2 separate regions of the Mus musculus genome follow, and region 2 is linked to region 1. Evidence: chromatin loops called from intact Hi-C (ENCODE). Cell type or tissue: left cerebral cortex. All regions are shown on one strand. Links, peaks and the distances in the headings refer to the core of each region. The heading gives the core; the rest is flanking DNA. Region 1 has its middle 44 kb from the start of Catsperb. Region 2 has its middle 38 kb from the start of Ppp4r3a.

Region 1 (11,155 bases), core at 1,828-9,827:
ATGAAACCAAGTTCAAGAATCCACAGGATAGGAAAAGGTATGGAGGTGCCAGGGCCAAGAAGTGGGAGTTGGTGGGTAGGGGAATGGGATAGCATTTGAAATGTAAATGAAGAAAATACCTAATTAAAAAAAATAAATTAAAAAAGAAAATTTCAAAAAAAATAACAGAAGAAAATTTCTCCCAAATAGAGGATGATTAGGAACATCCAAATTTAATAGAGATAGGACTTGAAAATAAGTGCCTAGGTCACAATATTATGAAATATTAATGTTAGAATACAAAGAAGCAATATTTAACACTCCAAGAGAAACACTATGGCTCACTTGGTGAAGTGCTTGTCAGGCATGCGTGAAGCCCAGGGTTATATCCCAGCACCACATATACCATGTATGTTAATGTACACTTACAGTCCCAGTACTTGGAAGGTCAAGGAAGGAGAAAAGAACCAATTCATGTAAGTTGTCCTCTGAGCTACACAACACACACACACACACACACACACACACACACACACACACACACACACACACACAAGTGTAAGAAAGAGTACGAAAAACCAAACCAAACAAATAAACAAAAGATAAGACTACTTTCATCAGAAATTTTGAATACCTGATTTGATATTTTGTGGTTTTCTTCTTGTCATTTATTCTTTTCCTTTGGCTAGCTTGCTATATGGTTAATAAACCCATCCATTCATAACCAAAAATACAACTATCATAGGTCATTCTCTGGATCTTTAAAAACAACGTAGTTTGGATGTTTCCAGGGTCCTAAACTTCATTTTTGGATCTTTGCAGGGTTCCACTTCAATAGCACTGGTTCTTTGGGAGGGATCAAGTAAATGCTATGCTATTACACTGCTGCCAACCATAAAGAGCAGCTGCAGTTACCTCAGGACTATGCACCACACTCCTGGCAGGCACATACCACCTGAAGACTGGATTAGCGGAGTTCACAAGGACAGTCAGGGTTTCAATATGATCAAAACTCTGCCGGTAAGAAATCTAGCTACAGCGCCTTTAAGAGAACAAGTGGTGTGTGTGTCTTGGGTGAGGCTTTGGCCATTCTGTTAGCATTTCTGGTCTGGTAGCTCTAGCATTTCCATCATTTTTCAAACCCTGGGTCATTTTGAGAACATGATGGTGGTGATTCATTTCTAGACTGTGAAAACTTTCTGAAATAATTGTTTTTCTCACTAACTTTTCTCATCACTAGTAATAAATTATTAATAGGATGATGGTATGATTATGGGCATCTGTTATACATGCAGCCATTTTGGTTTACAATAACTAGTCTCATGCTAATGGGTCTGATTGATTCTATTTCTCTTTGGGTTTGGGTGTTTTGCTTTGTTTGGTTTTCTCAGAAAAAGTCTCAAAATGTTGAACTTGAAGTTTCAATTCTCCTGTGAACAGTCTCATTTTAATATAATAATTTTTGCTTTTGTTTTCATAGTATCTGTGAGTCTTTTCCTTTTGTCTTCATGTATATAGAGATGGCTAGCATAAACACGTGGAAATAAGTGTGTGTGCAGGTATGTGTGTGCAGGTGTGCTTGGCCATGCAGGCTCATGTATAGGCCAGTAGTTAACAACACAATGTCTTCCTCAGTTGTTTCCCTGCATTATTTCTGAGGAAAGATCTCTCATTGAACCTAGATGTCATCACTTTCCCTAGATTGGACAACAATTCCCAGGATTGGTTTCTTTTGCACCCAGCATTGGGCATATAGGTTAGTGATACCACAGTTGGTTTGCACTTGGTTACCAAGATCCAAATGTAGGGTGGTGCTCACATTGAGTGGCAGACACTACCAATAGAGCCATCTGCCCAGCTTTTTATTTAGTTGTGGTGTTTTCTTGTTTGTTTTTTTTTGTTTGTTTGTTTTTGGTTTTTTTTGTTTTTGTTTTTAATGTGGGGAGGATGCCAGTGCTCCATGTTTAATGTTTTTTTTTATCAGCCAAGGGGACCAGATAACTCAATGGGATTTGGTGCAGAAGAAAGATCCATCAAACCGGTATCATTGACTAACCCTGTGCACAAAGCACATCATTAATCTACTATGATCAAGTTGAGGGCATTCTGGTGAAGGGTTCTGAATATCTTCCTTTTCATCCCTCCCAAAATCTGGGATACTTATTCTATTGTTATATATTATTCATGTTATATTTTAAAAATAAATTTAAGAAACTATTTTAAAATTATGCATAGTTGCAGCCTAGAGAAATTAAGGTGGTGCCTTATAATGTCAATTCAGAAGCTTTATTTGGCACATTTAGTGCAACTGGTAATTGCAAATTCTACTTGGCCTGTGTAGGTAAACAATATAGACTGTTACTTTGTTGGCCCTATGAAATTCTGCACTCTACCTACATGACTTAATACTCGAGTGCATTCTTTTCCTTTTTCCCCCATGCTCATTACGCCTTAATTCTGAGGTTAATATGAAGATAGAATATAATACTTTTAAAAATTGCAAATTTACATAGGAACTGATTTTCTAAAGTTGATGGCTGAATGTTAAAATGTTATTTTCACATCAATTATAATCTTGTCACAATCCACTTAATGAAGTTTGATTACATTTCAGTGAAAATTATATTCCAGAATAGGGTTTTTTTTCTTCCTGGGATGGGGGTAGATAACTTTACTACAATTAGTTCATATGGTGCAGAATTTCCTGCAAGTGTGCCATCTGTGATAATTTAAACATACTCAAACAAAGGTAAATGCACAAAATTGCTGCTGCTTAGATCACTGCAGCTTCTAGGACCCAGTTTCTTTTACTGATTTAAAGACAAAATGGAAAATATAATATAAAACATTGTGCCTGAAAAACAAACTAAAAATGAGCTGATGTACTACATCTAGTTCTGTGATGGAAAACAAATAATCAAAACTTGAAACTGATCTTACTGCATCACTGAGACTCTTCACTAAAAGTGTTTAGACACACTGCATTAACGTAATGAAACCTATTTTAAGTACTAAATGTCATTTTCACCTACTTACAAAATCCAAATTATATATCACAGAGTCAGGTCTCTGAAATTACAGAAACTGAGTGGGAGAGAATGTGAAGTGATGAAATACATTATAGTACCTGCAGCTGAAAGTGAAGTATTTGCTCAGAACGGTTGTATGGAAAAGACAAAACACTGATGAGGTGATGAATAATAACACATAGCCCTCTTCCTTTACTTAATCCCTTGCAGATAAACTACAGACCTCCATCCCACATGGGAATTTCTATTCCACTCACAGATAATTTTTATCATGCAGATCCTAGCAAACCCATACCGAGAAATCAATTTCACAAGTCAAAGGTAAATAATTTGTCTATAAATGAACTTCTGCAGTGTTTGGTTCATATTTTAAAAATCACTGTCCTCATTTAGATAGGTTAGCTGATATGGTACTTGCCATCAAGCCTGAATCTCAGATTGACCCTAAGGAAGTAGTAGAAGGAAAGAACTTCTCTGGACTCTATCCACACACCATAACAAACTCACCACACACACACACACACACACACACACACACACACACACACACACGCAAATTCACCACACACATGTATACTCATGTGCACACACACAAACACTCCATATATACTTAATACATGCATACATACTTACTTACAGTTTTTAAAGAGTATTTATACTGTAGATGGACACAGTTAGAGGACTCAGTGAGATATTTCAGCTATTTTTCATATTTCTCAAGGACTTCTGCTGTCCCCTTTTCAGCCACTGCATTTCACCTTCACCTATGCTCAGACACTACTTTCCAGCCAAGAAGTCTCAATGGACTCTCTCCTTGACTTTTCAGCTCCCAAATAAGTCTCAAAGGAGACAAATAGACAAAGAGCACTGTGCTTTCAAAGGAGAGAACTTACAACTTTATCTTAACTTCAACAATTACTTGTGCTAGCATAGGCACATTTAAACTCCTGCTACATCATGCTTAGAAGATAGGCTGTCTCCTTGGAACTGGACAGCCACCTATCTGGAGGTTAGAAGAGCATGATGGATCAGAGGGAAATGTTAGAGTTCAGAGAAAAGGGTACTTGGTGGTGAACCTCTGGTGTCTGATGTGTAAACAAACATAGACATACTACACCAAATTGGCATGTCTTTTGCTAAGAACTATTTGGTATCTTCCCATTACTTTCAAAGCAAAAGTGTGGCGTTTACATCATACCCGATTCTTTTGAGTGAGAGGCAGAAAGACAAAGCCTGAGTAGTCTCCCCTTAGGGATCTCCAGTAACTAAAATTGGAATCTTGACTATGCCACAGAAGAGCATTCCAGGATGAGGCAGACCCAGGGAGCGCTCAGTTTGGACAGTAAAGACAAGGAAGCCATGGGATATACCTTACACTTAACCATTGTTAAGCACTGTTGTTCAGAGACAGGGACCTTAAGTGTCATATTATTTCTGAAATGTATGAAACTACATTGTTAAAAGATGCGATTTACAACTATGTCAAAGATGAAGTAAAATTTAGCCTTACTCAAAGTTTTATAAGGAGGCTTTTTAAAAAGCTTGCTGTACTTGTTGATTTATCTCCCTTATATATTTCCTTTGGACTGATGTACTGGGAACAACATTCCAGCATGCTAGACAAAGACAGATGACTCTCTGTGAGATGTAAAGCCAAGGCCTTGACCAGTCTGGCTAGTCAAAGGAGAATTTCCTTTTGTAAATGAGATGTTAGGTGGTTTGTGCAGTTCATTGGTCAAGTTTCAGGGTGAGAATAGAGTGCTAATATAGTTAAACTCAAACATCACACGACTTCTGGTCCTAAGCAAACAAAGCCCACTATTCCTAAATTCTGCTGTGACAGGCCATGCAGAAAAAGGATTATTGTCTCTGCTCTAAATCCAAGTTGTAGTTTGATTTTGCCAGGTGTGTTGAAGTTCTAGACACTAAGCCAAACAGAAATCCATATCAGGTTCTGGGACGAGAGACCTCCCCTTCTCCTTGCCCTGTCTTTTCATCATGCGTCAACATGACAGCCAACGCGCACCGCCCCCCCCCCCCAAGCTCACTCTAGCCTAGGCATGTTGGCCTCTTTTCTGTTTCTCTGATATGTTCCCAAGTCAGGCCTTTGCAGCTGCAAGAACACCCCTTCATCTTCTGTCACATGTCACACCCCATTGTGACCAGAAGTTCTGCTCTAAACAGTGAGTCACTAAGACACTGAGTTCTCCAACTACAATTTCTTTCAAAGATAAGAACCTGTCTTCTTACTATGCCAAGTTCCTCCATTGACATAAGTTGTTTTTGCTTAGATATCCTTACTTTCCTTTGATTCCTCCTGTTGCTTTATACCTTGGACCATCTGCCTCTAGACCATGCTCAGCCTCATGGGTTGGGGATGGGGTGGCAGAGAATCAATGGCTTAGACTCCAGGAGCAGGTGAGAACTCCACAGCAAGCTCATGAGAATACTTCCAAAATCTCCTTTATTAGTTCCCCTGGAACACCCTTTATACCTTCAACCTGTCTCCCATTGGACAACCTTGTGCACACAAGTCAGAGAAACTTACTGTGAAAGGAAAAGTCATAACAAGGAAATTGTGTCTTTTTTGCAATGTTTATGAATAAAATGTCCATGAATAACCTGAAAGAATTATGCAGAAATATCGTTTCATTACAATTTTCTTCATCTCATCTCCTGGATAAGCACTTTATGAAAATCTACACCCCCAATGCCTCTTATCTTATCATTAATGAATTTTCTTCTAAAATTCTTGAAACTTTATTATTCAGAGAATAAATGTTTTCTAAACACTCATTTTGGAAAAAACTACAAATTATAAAAACAAGTCAACATTTGTTGCTTCTGCCTACAGGAAACTGGCAAATACAAACAGTGTGCTAATGTTACCAGTCGGGCAATGTGCAAGTGCTCAGAACATCAAAAGTTTTCCCATGCTGTTGCTTTCTCAGATTGCAAAGAAAAGGTAAAGCAATTTGTATTACCTCATGATGGAATGGCTTCCTGTTCCTGTGAGGGGAATTGTGCCTTTTAGTTAGACATAACTGCTCACAACCTGCTATTACTCCAGTTCTTGAGATCTGATGCCCTCTTCTGGCTTCCACTGGCAGTGTATTGACTCAGCTTAGAGACAAAAATCCATTTACATAAAACCAATGTTTTTTTAAAAAAACAAAATAAAATTTCACATGTGGAAATAACATCTACTATGACCTAGAACTATGACACCACTGAAAGGATCTGACTCTTGTACATGGAAGAGTTAGTTATCTAAACTTATCTCTAATGTAAAACAAAAATACCTACTCTGAACTCTTTGTTGCATGCAACACTATAAAGAAAGATACATGTATATTAGCGCACACACAATTAACACTAGTAATAGTAATATTAATAAATTAATTTAACTCACTCAAATTCATTTTGGTTTGTTGGATATTATTCCCTTTCCTGGTTTCCCCTCTGAAACTCTCCTATCCCAGCTCCCCTCACCCAGCTTCTATGAAGGTGCTCCCCAAACCCATCCACTCCTACCTCACCACCCTGGCATTCCCCTACACTGAGAAATCGAGCCTTCACAGGACCATGGGCCTCTCCTCCCATTGATGCCAGACAATTCCATCCTTTGCTACATATGTGTCTGGAACCGGGTCCCTCCATGTGTACTGTTTGGTTGGTGGTTTAGTTCTGGAAGCTCTGGAGGGATCTGGTTGGTTAATATTGTTTTTCTCTCTATGTGGTTGCAAACCCCTTCAGTTCTTCAGTCCTTTCTCTACCTCCTCCATTGGGATTTCCAGGCTCAGTCCAATGGTTGGCCATGAGCATCTGCCTCTGTACTTGTCAGGCTCTGGGTTTGGTGTCTGTATATGGGATGGATCCCCACGTGGGGCAGTCTCTGGATGGCCTTTCCTTCAGTCTCTGCTCTATACTTTGTCCCCATATTTCCTTTAGACAGGAGTCATTCTGAGTTAAAAGTTTGGAGATGAGTGGGTGGCCCCACCCACCAATTGGGGGCCTTGACTAACCTCTGGATATGGTCTCTACATGTTCTCCCTCTCCTTGAGCATTTCAGTAAATCTCATTCCTGTTGGGTCCTGGGATCCTCTTGCTTTCCTGGCATCTGGGCCTTGTTGGTGGCGACCCCAGTTCCCCATCCTTCATTGCTCAACATGTCTGTTCAAATTCCTGACCCTCTGTATATCATCCCTGTCTTTCTCCTTCCATACCTGATCCTGCCCCATTTCCCCCGCTCCCACTCCTTTCTTCCTCCCAAGTACCACTTCTACTAGTTTACCTGTTTTCTCCTGTATTTCTTTATGGGAGTTATTTATGTTCTTCTTAAGATCCTCTATCAGCATCATGAGATGTGGTTTTAAATCCAAATCTTGCTTTTCTGGTGTGTTGGGGGTATCCTGGACTTGCTGTGGTGAGAGAACTAGGTTCTGATGATGCCAAGTAACCTTGGTTTCTGTTGCTTAGGTTCTTGCACTTGCCTCTTGCCATCTGGTTATTTTGGTGTTAGTTGGTCTTGCTGTCTCTGACTGGAGCCTGTCCCTCCTGTGTGCCTGTGACCTTATGCTCTTAGTTATGTCAGTACTCCTGGGAGACCAGCTCTCTCTGGATGGGATTTGGATGTGGAGAGCTGTGTCACAGGATTAGCTCTGAGGCACCAATGGCAACTAGAAGGACCCTGCCCCTAGCTGTTTCCTGGTTCTTGTGTCCTGTGTGCTCCTGGTAGGTCCCTCTTTGGCCATTTACTGAATCAAAACTGGTGGTTACTCATCTGTGCTCTCTCATGTGATTTAGCAGTGCCTCTTCTGGATATACATTCTAAGGACTTAGTCAATACACCACAGAGATGTATGCTCACACATGTTTATTGCTGCAGTACTCACAATCACTAAGAAATGAAACTATCTTAAATGCTCATGGATAGACAATATTTGTCCAAGAGCATTTTTCAGCACTAAAGAAAACAAGACATGAAATCATGATATTTTCAGGAAAATACCTTTTGATGGTACTGCAGATCATCGTGTTTAGGGAAATAAGTCAGGCTTAGAAGAGGAGTACTGTGTTTTTCCTCATATGAAGACTACACTTAAATTTATATTGGGGGAGTAGAAAGTAGAAAAGCAACCACATAAGAGGAGTAGAAGATCTTCAATTGTGGTAGACAGATAAGAGTATTTCTGTGACACAAAAGCAGAAAGAAGCTCTGCTTGGGGAGAAGAAGGTTATTTCAGAGAAGAGGGTGCAAAACAAAAACCCAATGTACAATGAGAGTTAGGGAAGATAAGTTCCTGATATGTATATGTAAGATTATGTGTGTGTATAAGAAAACTACATAGTGACACATATCACTTTGTATATTAACTTCAGAGTTTTTAAAAGTTATGAATCTCATTACTATGTATGCTGCCTTGGAATTTTCAAGAATTTGGTTGTGATAGACCATTTCCATGTCTGAAAGGCAGTGATCCTAAGAGTCATTCCACTTAGAATAGCCAAGGTTCTGCAAACATTTCATTCATTTCCTGGCCAGAAATGATAGTATTGAATTTTCCATTCTTATACGCATTCATGGAATTTGTATTTTAGGTTCATCGTTTCAAGTTTCCAGTCACACAATACCCAGTTGTTTTGGAAATTTTCAGTGAAAGAGATAAAGTCTCCGCAGAACCTCCATATTTAGTTACCATGACTGAAGTGAATATGAGGAAAAACTGGCAACTAAGTATGGCTTTCTCCCTCCTCTGCTTATCTTACAAGTCATTCTCTTATTAGTGGTTTTCAAAAATGAGTGGATTGCAAAGCCTGTTCACATGAGAAATAGCCAGGAGAATTTGGAAAAGGAGTTGAGTCACAGGCATGTTCACATTCACCATTGTCATGTTCTTTTTTGTTCCCATCACATCTGGTATACTGAATTCAATTGACTAAGATCATTTTCTTATATGAACTCAGGACTGGAGATATTGCTCAGTATTAAAGGAGTATATTGCTCTTATAGAGAACTCAAGTCAAGCAACTCACATAATGTCTGTAACTCCAGCTGCAGGGCGTCCTATGTCTCTACCCACATACAAAAATAATTAAAAACAAATATTTAGCAAATAATTTGCCAGAAACAAATGAATCTGAAAGTCATGTTGTAGATTAGTAGCAATGATGATTGAGTTCGTGCTCTGTACCTGTTGTATGTATCTTTACTAATCACTATCACAGCAGTTACCAAAATGTTCTAAGTGTTTGCATGTAGTCTGCAGGATATGTTTCTAATTATGTAAGTAAAGTTTCACAAAGATTTTCTTTTTAGTTGAATGTGGTAACACACAGTTATAATCCCAGCAATTGGTGGGTAAAGGAGGGAGAGTCAGAAGTTCAAGGTCAATTTCAGTTCTATAATGAGATAGGAGCAGCCTGGGCTACATTAGACATTGTTCCAGAAAGAAAGAAGAAGAAAAAAAAAAGGAAAGAGAAACAAAGAGAATGGGGATTTTGCAGTAAAAGATCTAAAAAGAAACAGGCACATTTTACAACATAAAAGGAAATTTATTTAAGTTCAGTTTTACTCCAAAGATAAAATTTTTACTTGTGTGAATATTTTTAGGTAATTAATAGATAAATCAATAAACAGATACCTACATACCTACATACATGTACACACATACATATACACACATACATGTACACACACACACACACACACACACACACACACACACACACACACACACACGGAGAGAACATCTGGGACAAAACTCAGTGGTAGAATGCTCATCCAGAATGCTTAAAGCCCTAGGTTCAATTCCCAGTGTTGCCCAAAAAAAAAAAAGACAGGAAGATGGCAGAGAGGTCTTGTGAAGTGAGTAGTTGAACTGAACCAAAATTTGATTAGCCACCACTATATCACTCACTAAGTTTGCAGACATTTCAGTGAGTCTTACTCTGACAATATAATGCTTTCTTGAAATGAAAACTCCAGTCATGAAAATAAAGCTCCCATTTTTCATAATTAATAGTCCCAGTTTCTGTGGTTCCCTGGTTTCTCTTGCCAGGTTTGGAGAATTGACTTTTAAATATGTAAGCATTTTAAAAGCAGAGTGTTTAATTAGCGAGTTAGCAGTGGTGGCAGTATTCCCAAGGGAAATCATCTAAGAAGACAGTCAGAGCTTGAATTATTTTTTTTAAGCTCCTGTCGCAATTACATTACTGTGGTTTAAAACACCTATACCAGCTTTCTTATTTAGAAAAAAAATGAAAATTTAGGCGGGGAGAGCTATTTACTTCTCTTGGAGAATGCTTTAGTGATTCTATTGTACAAGTTTACTTACATCTTAGTCAAATCATTTCCCCACCACTATGAAAAATGTAAAGTATATTCATGTCAGGAATGGTTTCTTATAAATCAGAAACTAGAAAAAAGAACTCAGTCTGAAGCAAAGAGAGCAGAAGCCCTTTGCTTAATGACGGCCATATTGGAGCAATGTGAGCAGTTAAGTGAATTCTACCTGAAGAGAACTGAGTATGTAGTTTGGTGGTAGAGTTCTTGTCTACTATGAACAAGGCACTGGGCTTCCATTCCCCGGTACCAGAATATCTTTACTTTTGATGAATATGGGTGTTTTATCTGTATGTCTGGGCATCACTTGCACACCTGGTACCCTCAGAAGCCAGAGGAGGCCAAGAATCAAATCCCCTAGAAGTGGTGTTGCAGATGGTTGTGAGTTGCCACATCGGTATTGGGAGTCAAACCCAAGTCCTCTACAAGAATAGGCAGTGCTCTTAATCACTCAACCATATCACCAGCCCTAAGCATCAGACATGATTTGAAAATAAAAATAAACAATTTTCCCTTGGGCCCATACCTACACTTGGGTCTGTATTATATTCTGCAATTCTTTGAGATGTCCATACGTATGCTGTGGGTATTTTTACTGTCTTCTAGGTGTCTCTTTTCTTCTCTTAGCTGTTCTTCTTTAGTTTATATTAAATTATCCTGGGGAAACACAATTCTAAAGATACTTACAACTCAAAACTAAGAGCATGAGTTCCTTAGTCATGTCACATGATAAAATATTTTGTTGTACCTTCATGTAACAGTAAGATATGAAAATATAAGTGTGCTTAAAATGTATTTCCTG
Region 2 (11,155 bases), core at 2,187-10,186, 240 kb before region 1:
ATTCCTGTTATTAATATGTTTTTCCTGCTATTACTAAACATATATAACAATCACTAGGCATTAGCCCACCTTTTTAAGCAGATCTCTGCAGATATATGAAGATGTACTATCTTGTAGTGATGCTATATAGACAAATAGGTAATTATTCTATAGAATTCCTGATTTGACAATTTTAGGAAGAAAGTTTTTAGAGATGGTCTTAGTTGCTTCACTAGAGAGATGTAATAAAGTTACAATCAGGAATAGAATATGCTCACTCCTCAGAATAGTAAGTAAAGGCTGAGCCAGTGCCCTGAGCAGACCTTGGGTACTAGCTCTGCACCCAGTCCTACAAAACCTAGAAGAAGCTCAACTCTCAGGCGCTCTAACACTCCCAGGATCATAGGTGAGGAGGCCACAACATCTGCCCCAACACTGGGAGTAACTGGGACCATTGAGATCCAGGGACTCAGGAACCCCTGTCTGGTCAGTGGCAGCGGGTTCCATCTGGTACCCTGAGCAGACCTTGGGCACTAGCTCCTCACCTAGTCCCACACACCCAGAGGAAGTTCGTCACTCAGGTGCTTTAACATGCCCAGGATCATAGGATCACAGGATCTCAGGAGCTTGGTCACACCAGGATCTCAGGGTCCCAGGGGCAGCTTGACTCCCAGGAGCTCTGACACACCCAGGATCTCAGGATAACAGGATTCCAGAATCACAGGGTCACAGAGACAGCTGAACTCTGAGGAGTTCTGACACAACTAGGATCACAGGAAGGACAGGCTCCAGTCAGATATAGCAATGGCAGGTAGCACAAGAGATAATCAGATTGCTAGAGGCAAGCCATAAGAACGTAAGAAACAGAAACCAAGGTTACTTGGCATCATTGGAATCCAATTCTCCCACCATGGCAAGTCCTGGATACACCACCACACAGGAAAAGCAAGATTTGGATCTAAAATCACTTCTCATGATGCTGATAGAGGACTTTAGGAAGGATATAAGTAACTCCCTTAAAGAAACACAGTAGAACACAGGTAAACAGGTAGAAACCCTTAAAGAGGAAACACAAAATTCCTTAAAGAATTTCAGGAAAACACAACCAAACAGATGAAGGAATTGAACAAAACCATCCAGAATCTAAAAATGGAAATAGAAACAATTAAAAAAAGTCACAAAGGGAGACAGCCCCGGAGATGGAAAACCTAAGAAAGAGATCAAGAGTCACAGATGTAAGCATCACCAACCAAATACAAGAAATAGAAGAGAGAATCTCAGTTGCAGAAGATACCATAGAAAACAGACACAACAGTCAAAGAAAATGCAAAATGCAAAAAGCTTCTAACCCAAAACATCCAGGAAATCCAGGACACAATGAGAAGACCAAACCTAAGGATAATAGGTATAGATGAGAATGAAGATTAACAATTTAAAGGGCCAGTAAATATCTTCAACAAAATTATAGACAAAAACGTTCCTAACTCTTTTAAAGAAAGAGATGCCCAGGAACATACAAGAAGCCTACAGAACAGTTTGTGCCAGAAAAGAAATTCCTCCTGTCACATAATAATCAAAACACCAAATGAACAAAACAAAGAAAGAATATTAAAAACAGTAGAGGAAAAAGGTCAAGTAACATATAAAGGCAGACCTATCAGAATTACACCAGACTTCTCACCCGAGACTATGAAAGCCAGAAGATCCTGGGCAGATGTCATACAGACCCTAGGAGAACACAAATGCCAGTCCAGGCTACTATACCCAGCAAAACTCTCAATTACCATAGATGGAGAAACCAAAGTATTTCATGACAAAACCTAATTTATGCAATATCTTTCCACAAATCCAGCCTTTTAAAGGATAATAAAGGGAAAACTCCAACACAAGGAGGGAAACTGAAGGAAAGGCCATCCAAAGACTGCCCCACTGTTGTAGACTCTAAATTACTGATGCTAACTCTCTGTGGTTAATTTTCCTGATTCTTGGAAGCCTCACCAAAGAGACTCCAATCTTGGGTACAGATGATTTGCTTCCGAATTTTTTTCCCTCAGAATCTTCCAGTTTCCCTCCAGCTCTTGGCAAGTGCAGTAAGCAGGCAGCTGATTTCTGTGCTGTGTGCCCCTGCAGCAAGCTCAGGGTTCCCTCCACCTCCATGGCTCCTCAGAGGGAATCCAGCCTGGCATTAAAATGACACTGCCCATAAAAACCCCCTTAATAAAAACACGCTGAAGAGCCAGATGCTAGCTTGTAACAGCCTCCCTGCATCTGCAACACCAAAACTAGTTCTCCCCTGATAAATGGCCAAGCTCTCCAGGTGCCTGTCCTTGGGACCTTAAAGAAATAACAAACTCTTGAGTTTCATGTGTTTTGCATATTGTATCTTAGGTATTCTAAGTTTCTGGGCTAATATCCACTCATTGTACAAACGAACCACATTTTCTTTATCCATTCTTCAGTTGAGGGACACCTGGGTTATTTCTAGCTTCTGGCTATTATGAATAAAGCTACTATGAACATAGTGGAGCACATGTCCTTGGGGTATGGTGAGGAATCTTTTGGCTATATGCCTAGGAGTGGTAGATCTGGGTCTTCAGTTAGAACTACTTCCAATTTTCTGAGGAACTGCCAAATTGATTTCCAGAGTGGTTGTTCAAGTTTGCTATCCCACCAGAAATGGAGGAGTGTTCTTTCTCCACACCCCCATTAGCATGTGCTATCCCTTGAATTTTTGATCTTAGTCATTCTGATGGGTGTAAAGTGGAGTCTCAGAGTCATTTTGATTTGCATTTCCCTGATGACTAAAGATGTTAAACATTTCTTCAAGTGTTTCTCAGCCTTTAGAGATTCCTCTGTTGAGAATTATCTAACTCTGTACCCCATTTTTAATTGTATTATTTGTTTTTGTTTTTGTTTTTTGCATCTAACTTTGGGAGTTCTTCATATATTTTGGATATTATCTCTCTGTCAAATGTAAGTTTAGTGAAGATCTTTTCCCAATCTGTAAGCTGCTGTTTTATCCTATTGACAGTTTCCTTCGCCTTATAGAAGCTTTTACATCTCATGAGGTCCCATTTATTAATTGTTGATCTTAGTGCCTGAGCCATGGGTGTTCTGTTCAGGAAGTAATCTCCTGTATCAGTGTGTCCAAGACTAAGCCCTCCCATGTTCATGGATAGGTAGGAAGAGTAAATGGTCATCTTACCAAAAGCAGTCTACAGATTCCATGTAATTCTCATCAAAATTTCAACACAATTCTTTACAGACCTTGAAGGAGCAATTCTCAACTTCATATGGAAAAACAAAAAAACCAGAATAGCTAAAATAAACCTGAACAATAAAAGAACTTAATAAAAGGTACCACTATCTCCGACTTCAAGCTGTACTCCAGACCAATAGTAATAAAAACTGAATGGTATTAGTATAGAAACAGACATGTTGATCAATGAAATCTAATTGAAGACCCAGAAATAAATCTACACACCCACAGACACTTGATTTTTGACTAAGAAACCATATAGTGGAAAAAAGAAAGCATCTTCAACAAGTGTTGTTAGCCTAACTGGATGTCTGCATGTAGAAGAATGCAAATAGATTAATATTTATCGCACTGCATAAAACTCAAGTCAAAGAGAATCAAAGACCTCAACATAAAACTAGATACATCAATAAATTCTATAAAGTTTTGCCTCAAAGTAATTTTATTTTACTTCTGATGAAATTATATCCGGATAAACCCATATTAAGTTGCAAATAACATAATTGAAAATACATTTAATCTTGGTTACCAATTTGACTGGACCTGTAATCAACTAACCTATTTCCATAATTAATTCAAGTGGGACTCACCAAAATCTGAATGCACCTTTGGGTAGCAGCCCAGATAAAAGGAGGTCCAGGAGAAAAACTTTTGTCTGCTTGCCTTGGCCTCTCATCTTCCTTCCTCTACCTTGGTCCTGCTGGCATCTTTTAGTAACATAAGAACCCAGCTTCTTTGGGTTCCAATGTGAAATAAAGACCAGTGGATCCCAAGGAATCTTCCAGCCTTTCAGTAGGATCCCAGATTGGGATTGCTCAGGCATCTAGATTCATAAACTATACTGCTACCAGGTTCTTAGCCTTTCCAGGGTGAAGACAGCCATTGTCATACTACCAAGGCTGTATGGTGAAAAAAAGTCTAATAACCTACTATTTATATATTTTAACTGGTTATATATACACATATATATTTCCAGTTTTGTTGTCTATCTGGAGAATTCTAAGTCATATAACACCCATCTTTTTCTCTCAGTGTAACTGCCATGTTAATTCCATTTTAATGTTTTGTCTTTTTTACTATTTTTGCCTTAATTTTTCTCTCCTGGTAACCTATTTCAGGATTTTAAAGTGTAAAGCAAGACACTGCTTTTAATGGGAAACAAATTATTCTTGGAAATGCACAGGACTTACCTTCTCATCTCTTACTCCTCTTTTCCTCCAGATCTGCTCACTCTGTAAAGGTAGTTAATGTGATAATTTCAATGAGAATGGATACCATATTTGAATACTTGGTCCCCAGTAGGTGGAAGTCTTTGGGAGGGACTAGGAGGTATGGCTTTGTTGAAGAAGATGTGTTTCTAGGGGTAGGCTTTGGCATTTCAAATGGTTCATGTGATTCCCACTAGCTTTCTATCTCTGCATAGTGTTTGAAGATGAGGATATAAGATCTCAGCTACTGCTCCAGACCCATGCCTGCCTGCTTTCTGCCATGTTTCCTGCCTTAATGGTCATGGACTCTAATCATTAAAACTATAAGCAAGTCCCTTATAAATACTTTCTTCTATAGGTTGCTTTGGTCATGGTGTCTCTTTACAGCAATATAAAACTAACTAACACAGTAACTTTTTCTGGGCAAGGTGGTGCAAGGCTTTAATCCCAGCACTAGAGAGATAGAGGCAGGAAGATTTCTATTAATTTGAGGCTAGGCTGATTTCATAGTTAGTTCTAGCATAGTGAGATGCTATCTCAACACACACACACACACACACACACACACACACACACACACACACACAGATCTTGAAGCCACCGAAGCATTTGTGTGTGTTTACATGTGCATAAACAGGGCAGAGGATAGGCAGGATTTCTGTTAGCTTAGAGGGCAAAGATTAGGCTGGACTGATTGGTCCACGAGTCCTACGGATTCTCCTGACCTGGCTTCCTAGCATTCGGATTACAGGCATGTGCCAATTCATCTGGCATTGTTCCATGAGTTCTCAGGACTCAACCCAAATCTTCATGTTTAGAGGGCAGATATTTTACTAACTGAGTTCTCTCTCTAACCATACAACCTCTTTTTTGGTGCTTTTAACTATTAATACTTCTTGAAAAGTGTGTACACTCCATGAGAAAAAGGATCACAAGAATCCTTAGTGAGTGGAATAGTGTGGAGCATATAAGAGGCCCCCAACAAATGTCACAGAATAAGAATGTACAATACTTTTTGTGACAACTATAGACAAGTTCAACCTAGGGCTGTCCTGTTTTATATTTTCTAAGTATTCTGCTTTGTCCTCCTACCCCCTTTTCATGCTTATTCAGTTTTTCTTTTCTGTTGCAGAGCTGGGTGTTGAACCCAAGCTTCATGCATGTCAGACAAGCTTGGTGGCTCTCTTCTCTATACTCTTCTACTTTCACATTTTAAGTGAATTATAATAAATTTACTTTAAAATATTTCTGATTGTAATATATATATAAATGATAATAAAATAGAAAGTAAAAGAAATTCTGAGCATTATATTCATTCATGTTAATTTGAGAAGTCCTATTTTGTATCATCTTCAGGTATGGCAAAAGTTTAGCTTTTGGGGATTTAAGAGGGCACTTCCGGTCTGGTAAGATGGCTCAGTGGGTAAGAGCACCCGACTGCTCTTCCGAAGGTCCAAAGTTCAAATCCCAGCAACCACATGGTGGCTCACAACCATCCATAATGAGATCTAACGCCCTCTTCTGGAGTGTCTGAAGACAGCTACAGTGTACTTACATATAATATAAATAAATAAATCTTAAAAAAAAAAAAGAGGGAACTTCCAGGACCCTCTACAGACAACAAAATCTGAGGATGTTCAAGTTCTTTACACATATAATAGCTTAGCATTAGGGATAGAGCAATGGCTTTATGGTTAAGAGCACCGACTGCTATTCCAGAAGACCCAAGTTGATTGTCAATTACATGATGGTTAACAACAGTCAATAAATACAGTTCCAGGAGATTTGATCCATTTTCTGACATCTGAAGGCACAGAAAATACATTACGTTTAGATTCATTTTATTATTTGTAATTATGTGAAGATGTGTGTGTCTGTACGTGGGTAAGAGCACCAGAGGTGTTGGTTCATCTAGTGCGGGAGTTACAGACAGTTAAGCCTGATGTGGTACTGGGAACTGAACTTGGGTCATCTGGAAGTACTCTTCACAACTGAGATGTGTCTTCAGATCCCTTTTCTCCCATTATTAACGGTCAAGTTGTTTTGTTTATTTGATCACGATGTTCTGAGAAATATTTACTCACATACTCACATTTTTATGTGTAGTATTGTTTTCTAAGAAATTGCATACTTTTCTCATTGTTCAGTGAACTTTTTAATAAAAAACTTTTAGCATTGTTTAGCAATGTTTAGCATTGGTAATCATATACTTGTTTCATATTTTAGATATTTGGAAATTAAGAAATTTTATCATTGATGTGTCTTATGACTATTGTCCACCAGGTGGCAGTCATACCATAGACATTGTCTGACTGTTTCGTAGCATTTCCAAGACCCCTCTACAGACACCAAAATCAGAGGGTATTCAAGTCCCTTACCATAGTTTAGCATTAGGAATGGAGAGATGGTTCTATGGTTAAGAGCACTTACTGCTCTTGCAGAAGACTCAAGTTGACTGTCAATTACATGGTGGTTAACCCATAAATCTAGTTCCAGGAGATTCTATCATTTTTCTGGCTTCTGCAGGCACATAAAGCTCACAATGCACAGACAGACGTGCAAGCAAAACATCCACACACATACAATAATAAATGAATAAATAGATAGGTCTTTAAAAATAATTCAGCATTTGCATATGACCTATGCACATTCTCATATATTATATTATATATTGCTAGCTATAAATTACCTAGTACAATGTCAACTCTGTATAAATAATCATTACACTTTATTGTTAGAAAATGACAAAAGCCAAGTTTTTCTGAATATTTTTAATCTTTAGAAGAATCTAAAATTTTGAAATCCATACATACCAATGGATAGTTGTTCTTTGTATTCACTGTAATATTGTCATCTCCCTCTCTCTTTCTTTATCTCATCATCTAAGGGTTGTAAGGGCTTTACAACTACTTGCATTTAGACTGGCAGAAGAATGGGTAACAGTTCTGTAGAGAACAACACTTGTGATATAATATTGTAACTACATTTAGTTACAATAACAATCATAGGTTTTACAAAAATTGTAGGGTGATGTGCTATTTATGGATATGTTAGGACACTTGCTAGGAGGGTAGAAAAGAGAATATCTTAGATCTTTAAACATCTAATCTGAGGTCAGAGCAGCTTTAAGGAAGAATTTTTTTTTTAAAAAGATTTATTTATTTATTATATGTAAGTACACTGTAGCTGTCTTCAGACACTCTGGAAGAGGGCATCAGATCTCATTACAGATGGTTGTGAGACACCATGTGGTTGCTGGGATTTGAACTCAGGACCTTTGGAAGAGCGGTTAGTGCTCTTAACCACTGAACCATCTCTCCAGTGGGAGAAAAATTATCAATCCATAGTACACATAAAATTAGAGATTCTACATAGGCCCATGTATGAAATCTGAAATAGCCTACCCACTAGAAGAGAGGAAAACAGCTTCATAATGTTGGGATAAGAAAATAGTTATTAAGTGAAATATAAGATACAAAAAGCACTATTAATAAAGGAAATAATAGATAATTTGAACTTGTAAAAATTAATAGCTTACCTGTGTCTGGAGCAGGCCCACAAGTTCTGGCTCCCCACCCAGTCCTGCAACACGCAGAGAAAGCTTGTCTCCCAGGAGTTCTGACAACCAGACTCTCAGGTGAGGCTTCAAACTCTGCCCAAATACCTGGCATAACTGGGACCCCTGGGACCCAGGGGATGCAGGAACACCCTCTCAGCAAGAGGCACATGATCTGTCTGGTTTGTACCTGCTCCCAGAGTGGACCCAGGGCTCTGGTCCCCCACCCATGCCTCTCAACACCCAGAGGAAGCTTGATTCTTAGGAGCTCTGGCACACCAGAATGTCAAGATCACAGGACCCCAGGATCCCAGAATCACAGGATCACAGGATCACAGAGATAGCTGGATTTCCATGAGTTCTGACACAACTAGGCTTATAGGAGGGTCAGGTTCCAGTCAGAAACAGCAAGGCCAGTTAGCACTAGAGATAACCAGATGGCAAGAGGCAAGCACAAGAACATAAGCAACAGAAACCAATGCTTCTGGACAACATCGGAACCTAATCTCCCACCACACCAAGCCCTGGATACTCCAACACATCTGAAAATCAAGATTCAGCTCTAAAATTCCATCTCATGAATATGATAGAGAACTTTAAGAATGCTATAAACAGCCCCCTTAAAGAAATACAGGAGAACACAGATAAACAAGTGGAAGCCCTTAAAAGGAAGCATATACATCTCTTAAAGAAATACAGGAAAACACAATCAAACAGGTGAAGGAACTGAAGAAAACCATGCAGGGTCTAGAGATGGAAATAGAAACATTAAAGAAAACACAAAGGGAGACAGCCCTGGAGATGGAAAACCTAAGAAAGAGATCAAGAGTCACAGATGTAAGCATAGCATCACTAACAGAATACAAGAGATGGAAGAGAGAATCTCAGGTGTAGAAGACATTGATAACAACAGTCAAAGAAAATCAAAAAGCAAAGAGCTTTAAGAAACCCAGGACACAATGAAAAGACCAAACTAAGATTAATAGGTATAGAAGAGGGTGAAGACTCTCAACTCAAAGGGCCAATAAACATCTTCAACAAAATTATAGAAGAAAATTTCCCTAACTTAAAGAAAGAGATGCCAAAACTAGGCGTGGTGGCACATGCCTTTAATCCTAGCACGTGAGAGGCAGAGGCAGGCAGATTTCTGAGTTCGAGGCCAGCCTGGTCTACAAAGTGAGTTCCAGGACAGCCAGGGCTATACAGAGAAATCCTGTCTCAAAAAGCCAAAAAAAAAAAAAAAAAAAAAAAAAAAAAAAAAAAAAAAAGAAAGAAAGAAAAGAAAAGAAAAAGAGATGTCAATAACATACAAGAAGCTTACAGAACACCAAAAAGATTGGACCAGAAATGAAATCCCTCTCTCCACATAATAATCAAAACACCAAGATAGACATATCAGACATACACCAGACTTCTCAACAGAGACTCTAAAAGCCAGAAGATTTTGGGAAGATGTCATACAGACCCTAAAAGAACAAAATGCCAGTCCAGGCTACTATACCCAGCAAAACCCTAAATTACCATAGGTGGAGAAACCAAGATATCCCACGACAAAATCAAATTTAAACATTATCTTTCCAGCCATCCAGCTATACAGAGGATAATGGAAGGAAAACTCTAACACAAGGAGAAAAACTACATGCGAGAAAAAGCAAGAAATTAATATCGTCATAACAAGCCCCAAAGAAGAGAACCATACAAACGTAATCCACCTCTAACAACAAAAATAACAGAAAGCAACAATCATTGGCCCTTAATGTCTCTCAACATCAATGGACTCATTTCCCCAATAAAAAGCCACAGACTAACAGACTGAATATGTAAACAGGACCCAGGATTTTGCTGCATACAGGAAACACACTTCATTGACAAAGACAGACACTACCTCAAAGTAAAAGACTGGAAAACAATATCTAAGCAAATGGTTCTGAGAAATAAGATGGAGTAGCAATTCTAGTATCCAATAAAATAGACTTTCAGCCAAAAGTGATTAAAAAAAAAAAGATGGGGAAGAACACTACATACTCATCAAAGAAAAAGTCACTGAGATGAACTCTCAATTCTAAATATCTATGCCCCAAATGCAAGGGTGTCCACATTTGTAAAAGAAACATTACCGAAGCTCAAAGCACACATTGAACCTCACACAATAATAATAGGAGACTTCAACACCCAGCTCTCAGCAATTGACAGAGCATGGAAACAGAAACTAAACAGAGACATAGTGAAACTAACAGAAATTATGAACCAAATGGACTTAACATATGTACAGAACTTTTCATCATAAAAAAATCATACACCTTCTCAGCACTGCACAGTACCTTCTCCAAAAGTGACCATATAATTGGATACAAAACAAGCCTCAATGCATAAAAGAAGATTGAAATAATCCCATGCATCCTATCAGATCACCACAGAGTAAAGCTGGTCTTCAATAACAACAAAAAGAAAAGAAAACCCACATAGACACAGAAGCTGAACAACACTCTCCTCAATGATAACTTGGTCAGGGAAGACATAAAGCAATTAAAGACTTTTTTGAATTGAACAAAAATGAAGGCACAACATACCCAAACGCATGGGACACAATGAAAGCACAGCTAAGAGGAAAACTCACAGCTCTGAGTGTCTCCATAAAGAAATTGGAGAGAGCATACACTAGAAGCTTAACAGCACATCTGAAAGTTCTAGAACAAAAAGAAACAAATATACTCAAGAGGAGTACACATCAGGAAATAACCAAACTCAGGGCTGAAATCAACCAAGTAGAAACAAAGAAAATACAAAGAATCAACAAAACCAGGAGTTGGTTTTTCCAGAAAACAAACAAGATAGATAAACCCTTAGCCAGATTAACCAGAGGGCACAGAGACAGGATCCAAATTAACAAAATCAGAAGTGAAAAAGGGAGACCTAACAACAGGAACTGAAGAAATTTTAAAAAATTACCAGATCCTACTACAAAAGCCTATACTCAACAAACTTGGTAAACTGAGATGAAATGGATAATTTTCTAGAGAGATTCCAGATATCAAAGTTAAATCAGAATCAGATAAACCATTTAAACAGTCCCATAATCCCCAAAGATATTGAAGCAGTCATTAAAAGTCTCCCAACCAAAAAAAGCCCAGGACCAGGTGGTTTTAGTGCAGA

What was found. A loop is a pair of places that touch in the nucleus more often than their neighbours do. Peaks named below come from ENCODE experiments on the same cell type or tissue, not always from the same donor. Only the 100,000 strongest peaks of a DNase experiment are listed, where the experiment ranks them.
Region 2: a loop joins it to region 1, with 9 times the contacts of the local background. A loop is called at or near these places in 10 of 42 quality-filtered maps.

Annotation. Positions count from the first base shown.
Region 1 is chr12:101,355,576-101,366,730 of GRCm38, forward strand. No RefSeq gene overlaps it. Among named protein-coding and RNA genes, the nearest start is that of Catsperb, 44 kb to the right of the region's middle. In left cerebral cortex, for the core only: a CTCF peak has its summit at 6,112 (motif pointing left); a DNase peak (open chromatin) is centred at 6,087.
Region 2 is chr12:101,116,449-101,127,603 of GRCm38, forward strand. No RefSeq gene overlaps it. Among named protein-coding and RNA genes, the nearest start is that of Ppp4r3a, 38 kb to the left of the region's middle. In left cerebral cortex, for the core only: a CTCF peak has its summit at 6,719 (motif pointing right); a DNase peak (open chromatin) is centred at 6,739.